Regions from separate parts of the Homo sapiens genome. Here region 2 is linked to region 1. Evidence: chromatin contacts called from ENCODE Hi-C or POLR2A ChIA-PET data. All regions are on one chromosome and are shown on one strand. Each heading gives the region's core, a stretch centred on a gene start or an enhancer-like site at or near the end of the contact. The rest is flanking DNA. Distances are from core to core; before and after follow the strand shown. Region 1 overlaps CDC42EP3 (CDC42 effector protein 3). Region 2 overlaps CYP1B1-AS1 (CYP1B1 antisense RNA 1).

Region 1 (4,863 bases), core at 472-2,971:
TGAAATTACCATTACCAGAACTGGAGTACTGCATAGAATAATTGCTGACTTAAATATTAATATTTTGTGAGCAACTGAGAGCAAGTTCCTTGCTTTTGAGCAGAGATTAGAATGAATATCCTGGCTGAATACTGCTGAAAACTTCAGAGTCAAGTTCTCTTCCTGTATTGATATTGTCCTTGCAGCATCACAGACCAAGTCAGATCCATTAGTTATGGAAACACGTGAGCAGTTCACAGCAATGGCCTTATCAGAGATTCACATCCATGAAACTAGAGTGCCTGCCTGGGTGCTTCTGACCAGCCCTGGTGCCATGTACAACACGTCCTGATAAATGAACCAGGCATGAGAGGACTTGCCCTCCTCCTGCCTTGTTGTAACTGCCAGAGTTCTATGTCCACATTGAGTCTTCCCCAGTAACTCATTTTTATAGGAAAAAAGGTCCTAATGGCCTCTGTTCAAAAGTGCAGACTTGGTGCTATGTGAGGTGGACCTTCTGTCTTCCAATTTTGCTTCTAAGAGATCTTTCAAATTAGATCCCATAAAAATGAGACGTGTACACAAATTAGCACTGAGTCTCACATATGGTATTTGTGGGTCTGTATATAATCAGGGTTGTAAAAGAACAATAAATTCAAGCTGTAGCTGAATCACAAATGAAAGTCCTTTAAAATAATGGAAGGTGAGATGTATCAGACTTTGAATGGGTCTTTAAAATACCGCCTGCTCGTTCTGGCTAAGTTCATTTGCATAACAGAGCTCAGCAGCTGGGGAGCCAGCTAATAGAGTTTCATAGTCTTGAAGCTTAGAGCTATGTCCTCAGTTTAGATGATATGGGGAGAGGGTAAGAATCTAAAAATAGAAAAGGCATCTTCTTATCTTCTCAAATGGGTGGAGTTAAACAGACTGAAAATATGAAAAGCATCCCCTTCGGGTTACTGGGTGCTTCTGGTTACACTGATTTCCGCCTTAGAAATTCAGCATTGAACTTAAATGAAAATCTAACACTATGGGGTTTTTTTCCCCTTCAATTTTAAAATTATTCAGAGAAGCACTCCTACAGAGGTTTGTAAAAGGATTGACATGAGCGTCCACATTGTAGTAATATTTTAGTGTTTCTGATCCCAAAGATTGGCTGGTCATTTCTATATTAGTAAGAAGACTGCCGTGTTCAAAGAGAAAGCTTCTTCAAGGGAAAGTCCGTGTGCGTTTTTCTATGGAAAAGTGACATGGGACTACAAGGAAATTGGCAGTGATCGTGTTCCCATACAGGAAACTCAGAATAAATGGGAACGTGAACACCTCCCTTCACGCACTGTCAGGGAGGCGCAGGGTAACCGCCCTCCCCTCTGTGAGAGCTTCATCCCATGGCCATACTTGCTGTCCCCTCCCCACCCCAGCCCATTCCATCTTTTGAGAAACCTGAGCTGTTACTTGGAGGAGCCAAAATCTTTCCTTGTAGTTTCTGCTTGGTAGCTCTAGGGCCTCCCAGAACAAGTTAATTCCTTTTCATTACAATTAAATGAATCCTTCAGATCCCTTAAGATTAGTTTTCTCTTTCTATGAGTTCTCTTTAAGCTGCTCTATTCCTTCAGCCTCTTCTCACATGTCCTAATCGAGCTCCTTCACTTCCTCCCATTTGCCTCCCTCTGAACATGCGGGGACATGTTCCAGGTAGCCTTTATCCCTTCTAAATGTGGAGCCTAGGATCATGTTCTGGGCGCTTGGCACAGTGGAATTATTATCTTCTGGTTGGCAGCAGAGAGACATAGCCCACAGATGGTTGGGGGTAGGGAGGCGGCGGAGGGTACTTGGCCGAGTCATCATCCTCCCCTAGGACTGTTGGTTCCAACATGCAGGAGGAGTCGCTGGATACTCTGGCATGGGGCTCAGATGGTGCAGTAGTGCAGTGGTGCCGTGACTGGCCGCATAGTGCGACTGTGCTGAGGCAAAGCGAAAAGTGATCAGAAGCTGGAATGTCCCTGAAGGATGTGACAACCGAGCCAGAAAGGGGAAGTCGGATGCAGGCTCACTTCCTGCAAGGAGGAGAAAAGAACAGAGCCGCAGGTCCCTGGGGGCAGTAGCACCCCTCAACCCACCTGCCCATTTTTATACATGTGTGTTTTAAATTAACACTGCAACCTGTTTTGCAGGATGCAATTTTTTTTTTTTTTTACTTTTTCTCTCCACTAAGAATTAATCTAAAAACAATTAGTAGGCAAACCAAACATTCCTTTAAAATAAATGGAATTTTAAAAATATCCCAACTCCTTGGTTCTTTTCAGAGTCCTGTAAGTTGCCAGTGCATCAACTCTAAGTAACTTAGGAGCTGATTTTTCTGTCTGTCATTTTTTAAAACCGCTTGATTTTCCCTTCCTCCTGGCTGCTGCCCTGTTTTGATATTTTCAGCATCATTCTGTTTGCCAAAAAGATGGTAAGAAATGAAGCAAAGCACCGCTTCAGTTTTTTTCTTAACCAAATTATTTATTACTGCTGTGATTATTTCTATCATTATCACTGTCATTTACGCTTCAGTCAGTCACAAGAAACTAGAATTGTCTAGCCTAGTGCAACCCGGCTCTCTTCCTTCCTTATAAAAACCAGGGCCGTAGCTTCCTCTCCGGTCCTTTTGTGTATTGAAACTCTTGGATTTCTCACACAACCTGTAAGGGAGCATGTCCGTTCTCAGCAGCACTGTGCCCACCTGTCTGCCTGCCACATGTGTTCTCTCTGACCTGCCACATGACTGACTGGCAAGCTGGACCCTTTTGTTGGCAAATCTTTTCTCTCTAGTGCCCCAGGAACTAGAGCATTTGTTTTTAAAGGAATCTAACTTCTGAGATGAATGTTATCTCCAGTGTTATCTATGAAGGGAAAGAGGAACAAACCATGATCCAAGAACTAGGAGAAAGTTTGTGGAACTAGAAAGAAACCAGGAATAATTGTGGGAAGTTCAAATTTCAGGGTCAAGGTTTTTGAGAAAGGGCTAACTATAAGAACCTTTGTCTGTCTTTTAAGATTTAGGTAAGATAGTGGGAGTAGAGAAATGCAAGAAAACTAGAGAGCCAGGCATGGTGAGGCTCATCTGTAAGCCTAGCTGCTCGGGAAGCTGAGGCAGGAGGATCACTTGAGGCCAGGAGTTCAAGACCAGCCTGGGCAACATGGCAAGACCCCTTGTTCTAAAAAAAAAAAAAATTGTTTTTAATTAGCTGGGAATGGTGTTGTGCACCTGTAGTCTCAGCTACTCAGGATGCTGGGGCAGGAGGATGGCTTGAGCCCAGGGTTTCGATGCTGCAGTGAGCTGTGATCATGCCACTGCACTCCAGCCTGGGTGACCACATGACTTGACCCTTGGTTGCAGGAAAGGGGTTCAAGATGAGGAAAGGACAGACACGAGTGAATGTGCTCAGCACCCTCAGATGGCTCAGTGCCCACAGGTTAATGCTGGTGTTGAGAGTTTTGACTGAGACAGAAAGCTAAAATTCTCTCATCTGGGTTGTGGAACACCCAGGAGGGCCCGCTCCCTAGTTGTAGTCTGGTAATTCGCTTCCGGCCTGTAAGCCTTTCCTGTTTAGCTCCTCCTTTTCTCTTTTCCCAGCATCCCTTCCTCCAAGCAGATCCTTCTTCCTTCTGGGCAGAACGCAAAGCCCTGGGGTTCCCCTGACTCATGCTGACTGTTCTGATGTGTTGGTCATTCACCAGCAGTCTCCTGGAACCCAGGTGTCTTCTATTTTCTTTTTTTTTTTTTTTTTTTTTTTTTTTGAGAGGGAGTCTTGCTCTGTCACCCAGGCTGGAGTGCAGTGGCACGATCTTGGCTCACTGCAAGCTCCGCCTCCCGGGTTCATGCCATTCTCCTGCCTCAGCCTCCCAAGTAGCTGGGACTACAGGCGCCTGCCACCAGGCCCGGCTAATTTTTTGTATTTTTAGTAGAGACGGGGTTTCACCGTGTTAGCCAGGATGGTCTTTATCTCCTGATCTTGTGATCTGCCCGCCTCGGCCTCCCAAAGTGCTGGGATTACAGGCTTGAGCCACCATGCCCGGCCCCAGGTGTCTTCTTAAAATGATGAGGAGGGATGGGATTTCAAGTCATGGCATATAGGCCCATTCCATCATCAAAGGTTATCTGTGTGTGTCACTAGTCACCCTTGCACAAGTTGCTGTCCTCACGGGCCCAGGCGATTCCACCTGCCTGCACTTCCCTCCTCGCTCATGCCCTGGCCAGCAGCTCCTCCTGCATCCTCTCCCACCTGTTGAATTTTCTCACTTTCCTTTCCGACTACAAATGTTTCTCTTCTGAGATCTCTTCCCTTTTACAAAGTACAGATCCATGCTGCCTCTTTGGTGAAGGCCTGATCACAGAAGCAAAAAGTGATCTGTCCCATAGCCAGGGTCAGGGGAGACGTGGCTCAGGCCTTTTGTGAAGTCTTCATATACCCACACACTGCCATTGCAGATGCTGCTTTTAGACACATTTTCCTGATGTTTGTGTTATGATCAGTAACTCATAGTAGGCTTTTCAGGACCTAACAGCCATGTATAAAATTGGCTCTCCAGGAAAGCCTAATCTGAGCCCTGCATACACATTTATATATTTGTGATTTAAAAAAAAATAGCCAGTTCATTAACATGATTTGAAAATCCAAAATCATAAAAGGATAGTGAAATTTCTTTGCCACCCTGTTCCCCTTCCATCTACTTCCCCTCTCTGTGGACAGTCACTATTATTACTTGTGTGTTTCCAGAAATACTCTATAGATAAGCCAGTACAAATATAAATACACGCATTTGCACCTCTTTTTTTTTCCTTTGATGATGTACATCTTTGGGCTCTTCTCGGATGAGCATATTAAGCACTTCTTCATC
Region 2 (4,518 bases), core at 1,507-4,006, 490 kb before region 1:
AACCAGCTTCAGTGGGGCAGCTGGGGTTGGCTCTGAAGAAAGTCTGTTCCATTTGTATAGCAGACAGGAGCCCATGGGGTTCCCATCAGCTAGCACTGGGAGTGGACTTCAGAGGCTGCACGGGCTGCTGTTGGACTGGTCTAGGGGACGGGGGAGGAGGGAAGATGCCTGTGAGGCAAGGCAGAAGGGCTTCTAGACCTCAGACTGAGGGTCAGGGAAGACCTATCTTCCTAAAGGTGTTGGGGAATAGTTAGGCTAGCAGATCAGAACAGGTCAAAAGAATAAGCACTATGGTAGAGGCTATTGTGGGTTTGGGGAAGGGGAGAGAGAATAAAGGGAGGAGAGATCTGCAGCTTGTGTGCCTACACTGTTTCTCAGAAGCCTAGGCCTGGGAGCTGGTTAGCAGCAAGAACACACAATAGGGAAAGCCCCGTAATTGTCCTGGCTCCTGGCACTGGGAGACTGACTTAGTTCTCATGGCGAGGAGCTCTCTGAGAGTATCACCCGGGCAGAAATGTAAGGAGCACACCTGGTTTTGGCCAGTCATTGCCATGTTTGCAATAACATGGCTGTGGGCCAATATCATTAGGCAACTTTGTGACTTGGTCATTGAGCAATGATCGAGGTCCTATTTGAAAGCTAAGGTCAAGCTTATGAAGCAATGCCAGCTTGTAACATCGTGCAGGTTTATTTAACACAGATGAAACCAAGACATATCTTTACCATCCAGGAGTAAATTATCCCAGGCACAGGGAAAGATGAAGTAGGAATGTTTCTTTTGGTGTCTTCCATGTCTAGTTTCAGAGACCCCATTCAGCTCCCATCTCACTCTGTATCTCACCCCTGGCCTGTGCTCTATTCTCTCAGGGCCACGATCCTTCCTTTAGTCTTCCTCCATCTCTCCATCCCTCTTTCCTTCCTTCTTTCCTCAAATATATTTTTTGAAACAGTACTCAGGATTTTATTTGTTTATGTTTTAATTTCAACTTTTATCATAGATTAAAGGGTACACATGCAGGTTTATTACATGGGTAAATTGCATCACCCTGAGGCTTGGGATCCCAATGATCCCATCACCCAGGGAATAAGTATAGGACGCAACAGGTGGCACTCCAGCCCATGCCCCCTGCTCCCTTCCTTCCCCATCTAGTGATCCCCAGTGCCTATTGTTCCCATCTTCGTGATCATGTGTCTTCAACGTTTAGGCCCCACTTACAAGTGATAACATGCAATATTTTGTTTTAGGTTCTTACATTAGGTCATTTATGGAGGTCATAATGCCTTCCACCTCCATCCATGTTGCGAAAGGACATGATTTCATTCTTTTTTATGGCTGCATAGTATTCCATGGTGTATTTGTACCTCATTTTCTCTCTCCAATCCACTGTTGATGGGCTCTTAGGTTGATTCCATGTCCTTGCTATTGTGAATGGTGCTGCAGTGAACATAGGAGCATATGTGTCTTTAAGATAGGATGAATTACTTTCCTTTGGGTATATACTCAGTAGTGGGATTGCTGGGTCTAATGGTTGTTCTATTTTGAGTTCCTTGAGAAATCTCCAAACTGTCTTCCACAGTGGCTCAACTAGTTTGTGTTTCCATTAAGAGCATATAAGCTTTCCCCTTTCCTCTGCAGCCTCACCAGCAACTCTTATTTTCTGTCTTTTTAATAATAGCCATTCTGACTGGTGTGAGATGTTATCTCATTGTGGTTTTGATTTGTATTTCTCGAAATTATGGAATGCTGCATAAATTTGTGTGTCATCCTTGTGAAGGGGCCGTGCTAATGTTCTCTGTATTGTTCCAGTTTTAGTACATGTACTGCCGAAGCGAGCACTTGAATATTTTTTGAGCACCCGGTATGTGCCAAGGGTAGAGCAGAAAGTCTCTTCTCCCATGGGTCTTATATTCTAGTCAGGCGAGACTTACTACAAACAAACATAGAGCCATTGAACATATCAGGTGGTAAAAGGTGCCACGAAGGAAAATGAAATAGGGGAAAGGTACACTCAGCATGTCCAGGAAAGACTGGTCTGACAGGATGCTCTCTGAGGAGAGCCTTGGAAGCAGTGAAGGGGAAGCCAGATGGGTATGTGGGGGCGAAAACAAGGGGGGCCCAAGGCCTCAGGTGGGAGCCATTCTCGAATCAGCAGGGAGGCCTGTGTGGCCTCACTGCTGAGTCAGACAGAGAGGAGGTGGGAAGAGATGAGGTCAGAGGGAACTGAGGGTCAGATGGTATGGTAAGAGCTGGCTGTATCTGACTCAGCTTCAGGAATTTGCCTTCCCAGGGTCAGTTTTCTTAGTGGCTTCTTAATTACTGAAGATACATCAAAACTAAAATGAATGAATCTGAAGTGTCCTTTCAATTTTGGGGGAGAAATACTTGAACAAGGGGCACCTCCCTTCAAACCCCACAGGTATCTGCTTTTGAAAGCTTTGCTTCCCTTCTCCTCTCTAAAAGTTGTTTCCAGGCTGAGGAGCTGCGGGGGTGGCGGGAGAAGGGGGACTTCCTGAAGCAGGAACAGAAAACACCAGACTGTTCTCTGGCAATAAGCCTCCTCCCACCCAGCAGACATCTCAGTGGGGGGAGGTGAGGCAGGAGGTGGGTGACGCGTCGCGTGTGGCCTGGCCCCACTGTCCCTGCCCTCCTCACAACGGGCCTCAGCTTCTTGTGGCTTAAAACCTCTCAGGTGTCAACCAGTTCTTTTTCCTGAAGCAAGGGCAAGCTTTGGGATTCTGTAAGCCTTGAAAAAAATGTGCTCACAGACTTGTGGTAATCTCATGGCTCTCACTTGCTTTTCTGGCACTCTTTCACTTTACATCTGTGGGGTTGAATCACCAAAAAATGTTCAGCTGAGTTTGCATGTCAAAATAAATTAATGACCATTTTGTTTTTCTACTGAGAATGGGGAACCCAAGGGGTCAAGTGGCATTTTAAAAAGTATGCATTTGACCTGTGGAACAAGAGACAGCCTTTAGTTCTAAACAGGAAAGTCAGTGGTAGTATTTAGTCAAAAGAGGGATAGAGCTCATGCTTTCTTTTCTTCCTCTTTCTTTTTTAAAGGACCAAATTCTTGACTGAAAGTTGTATTTTTGTGAGGAATGAAGGCCTTTTTATAAGGAACGATCAATCTCTCCCAGCACTTTTCTTTCTTACTAAAAAAAAAAAAAAAAAAAAAAAAAATCTAAGAACTTCTATTACTAAAAAACTACCTAAGAACTTCTGTTCTTTCTCCTTGTATGTGTCTGTCTGAGATACCGAAATTCACCCAAGAAACAAAGTATCACATGAGCATCAGCAATAGATAAAAATGACTAAAACCAATAAAGCCAACTTACTGAAGAGATTCTGCCCTGTGTTCCAGATGGGCACGTACTTGGCCTTACTTGCCCGGTGATGTATTTCTACCCCTGACATCTGCCTTTTCTACTACACATAATTTCTGCATCATCCCTTGATTCATCCCTTACTTGAGTTTTTAAACCCCAGACTATTTACTGGATTTTCACCTTTATAAGCTATCACCATCTCTGTAGAAATTTCTGACATCAACTCATTTCTGGTCACCAGTCATCGCTTCAGAGTTGGTCTTAATAATCACCCTCACCTTCCCAGGGTTACTCTTTTCAATACAGCGCCCAATAATATCCCGCTCTTACACATGCTGATCCTATGCCACCAAGATAACTATATCCCAACCCAGCCAGGGGCTAGACAATACAGTATGGAATCCCTTGAAAATGAAAGTGCTTGTGCTAGACGTGAAGCATTAATCAGGTGAAGATCCAGGATTTGTGATGCTCTTGATGACAGAATCATTCTGATTCCTTCTCATGGCTTACAGGAGGGAAGGACAAAGTGAGTCACCAGTCCCAACAGTAGATACTTTTTGATGATGGTTTGTACTTCATCTTCCAGGGACCAAAAGATCAGTTTTAATATTCCAGTTTAATTTTGAAGGCAGAAGCAAAAAATTCTTCTGAGAATCCTAAGTGCAAAGAACCAACTGACTCTGTTTCTGTGTTACTTGATTTTCTTGCTGCCTTAGCAGCCCCTTTAGCATCTTCCTCTGCTTAGGCCATTTGTTAGAAAGGTAGAGTGAGAGCTAAGCATGAGTATAAGAAAGATTCATGGAAGAGTACTTTTTATTCATTATTCACTGATTCAGTAAATATTTATTAAACATCTACACTATGATTGATACTAGAAATATGAGTGTGCCAAAACAGACACAATTCTTGATTTCATGACAGTTATAATTCAGTAGGGGTGTCATACCTGAATGAAAGAATCACGGAAATAGATGTGAAATTACAAATGTTATAGGGACTACAAATGAGAGGTACACTGTGCCACTGTGAGCATAAGTGTGAGATTGACTGGCCAAGGAATTCAGGGAAGGCTTCCCCCAAGAAAAGGACAATTGATTTCAGGTTTGGAGGAGGTGATGAGGAGAGAAAAGAGCAGTTAATACAGATGGAATAGCACAGGCAAAGACCAGAGGCAGATACACTCCA

The links. A loop is a pair of places that touch in the nucleus more often than their neighbours do. ChIA-PET counts read pairs that join two places held with the same protein, here RNA polymerase II (POLR2A). Pooled maps may share reads with other maps.
Region 2: a loop to region 1 is called in a pooled map, with 4 times the contacts of the local background. The contact joins two enhancer-like sites. A Hi-C loop is called at or near these places in 1 of 168 maps with a recorded cell type or tissue (lower leg skin) and 2 of 50 pooled maps. POLR2A ChIA-PET finds 5 or more read pairs at or near these places in 1 of 52 experiments (BJ).

Annotation. Positions count from the first base shown.
Region 1 is chr2:37,651,074-37,655,936 of GRCh38, reverse strand. All of the region lies in intron 1 of CDC42EP3 (CDC42 effector protein 3), which reads left to right. Among named protein-coding and RNA genes, the nearest start is that of CDC42EP3, 18 kb to the left of the region's middle. RefSeq lists enhancers at 929-988, 1,656-1,865, 3,488-3,677. Within about 2 kb of position 1,721, at least 25 of the 41 ENCODE cell types and tissues checked have a DNase peak (open chromatin) inside an H3K27ac peak, as active enhancers do.
Region 2 is chr2:38,144,734-38,149,251 of GRCh38, reverse strand. The region is part of intron 2 of CYP1B1-AS1 (CYP1B1 antisense RNA 1); the gene reads right to left. LOC107985871 (a long non-coding RNA gene) reads left to right here. Exons shown (of 4, transcript XR_007086290.1): 1 at 1-2,417. It also overlaps the pseudogene RNU6-951P. Among named protein-coding and RNA genes, the nearest start is that of CYP1B1-AS1, 16 kb to the right of the region's middle. RefSeq lists enhancers at 1,991-2,080, 2,111-2,290, 1,491-2,299, 2,371-2,470, 2,501-2,550 and 1 more. Within about 2 kb of position 2,756, at least 25 of the 41 ENCODE cell types and tissues checked have a DNase peak (open chromatin) inside an H3K27ac peak, as active enhancers do.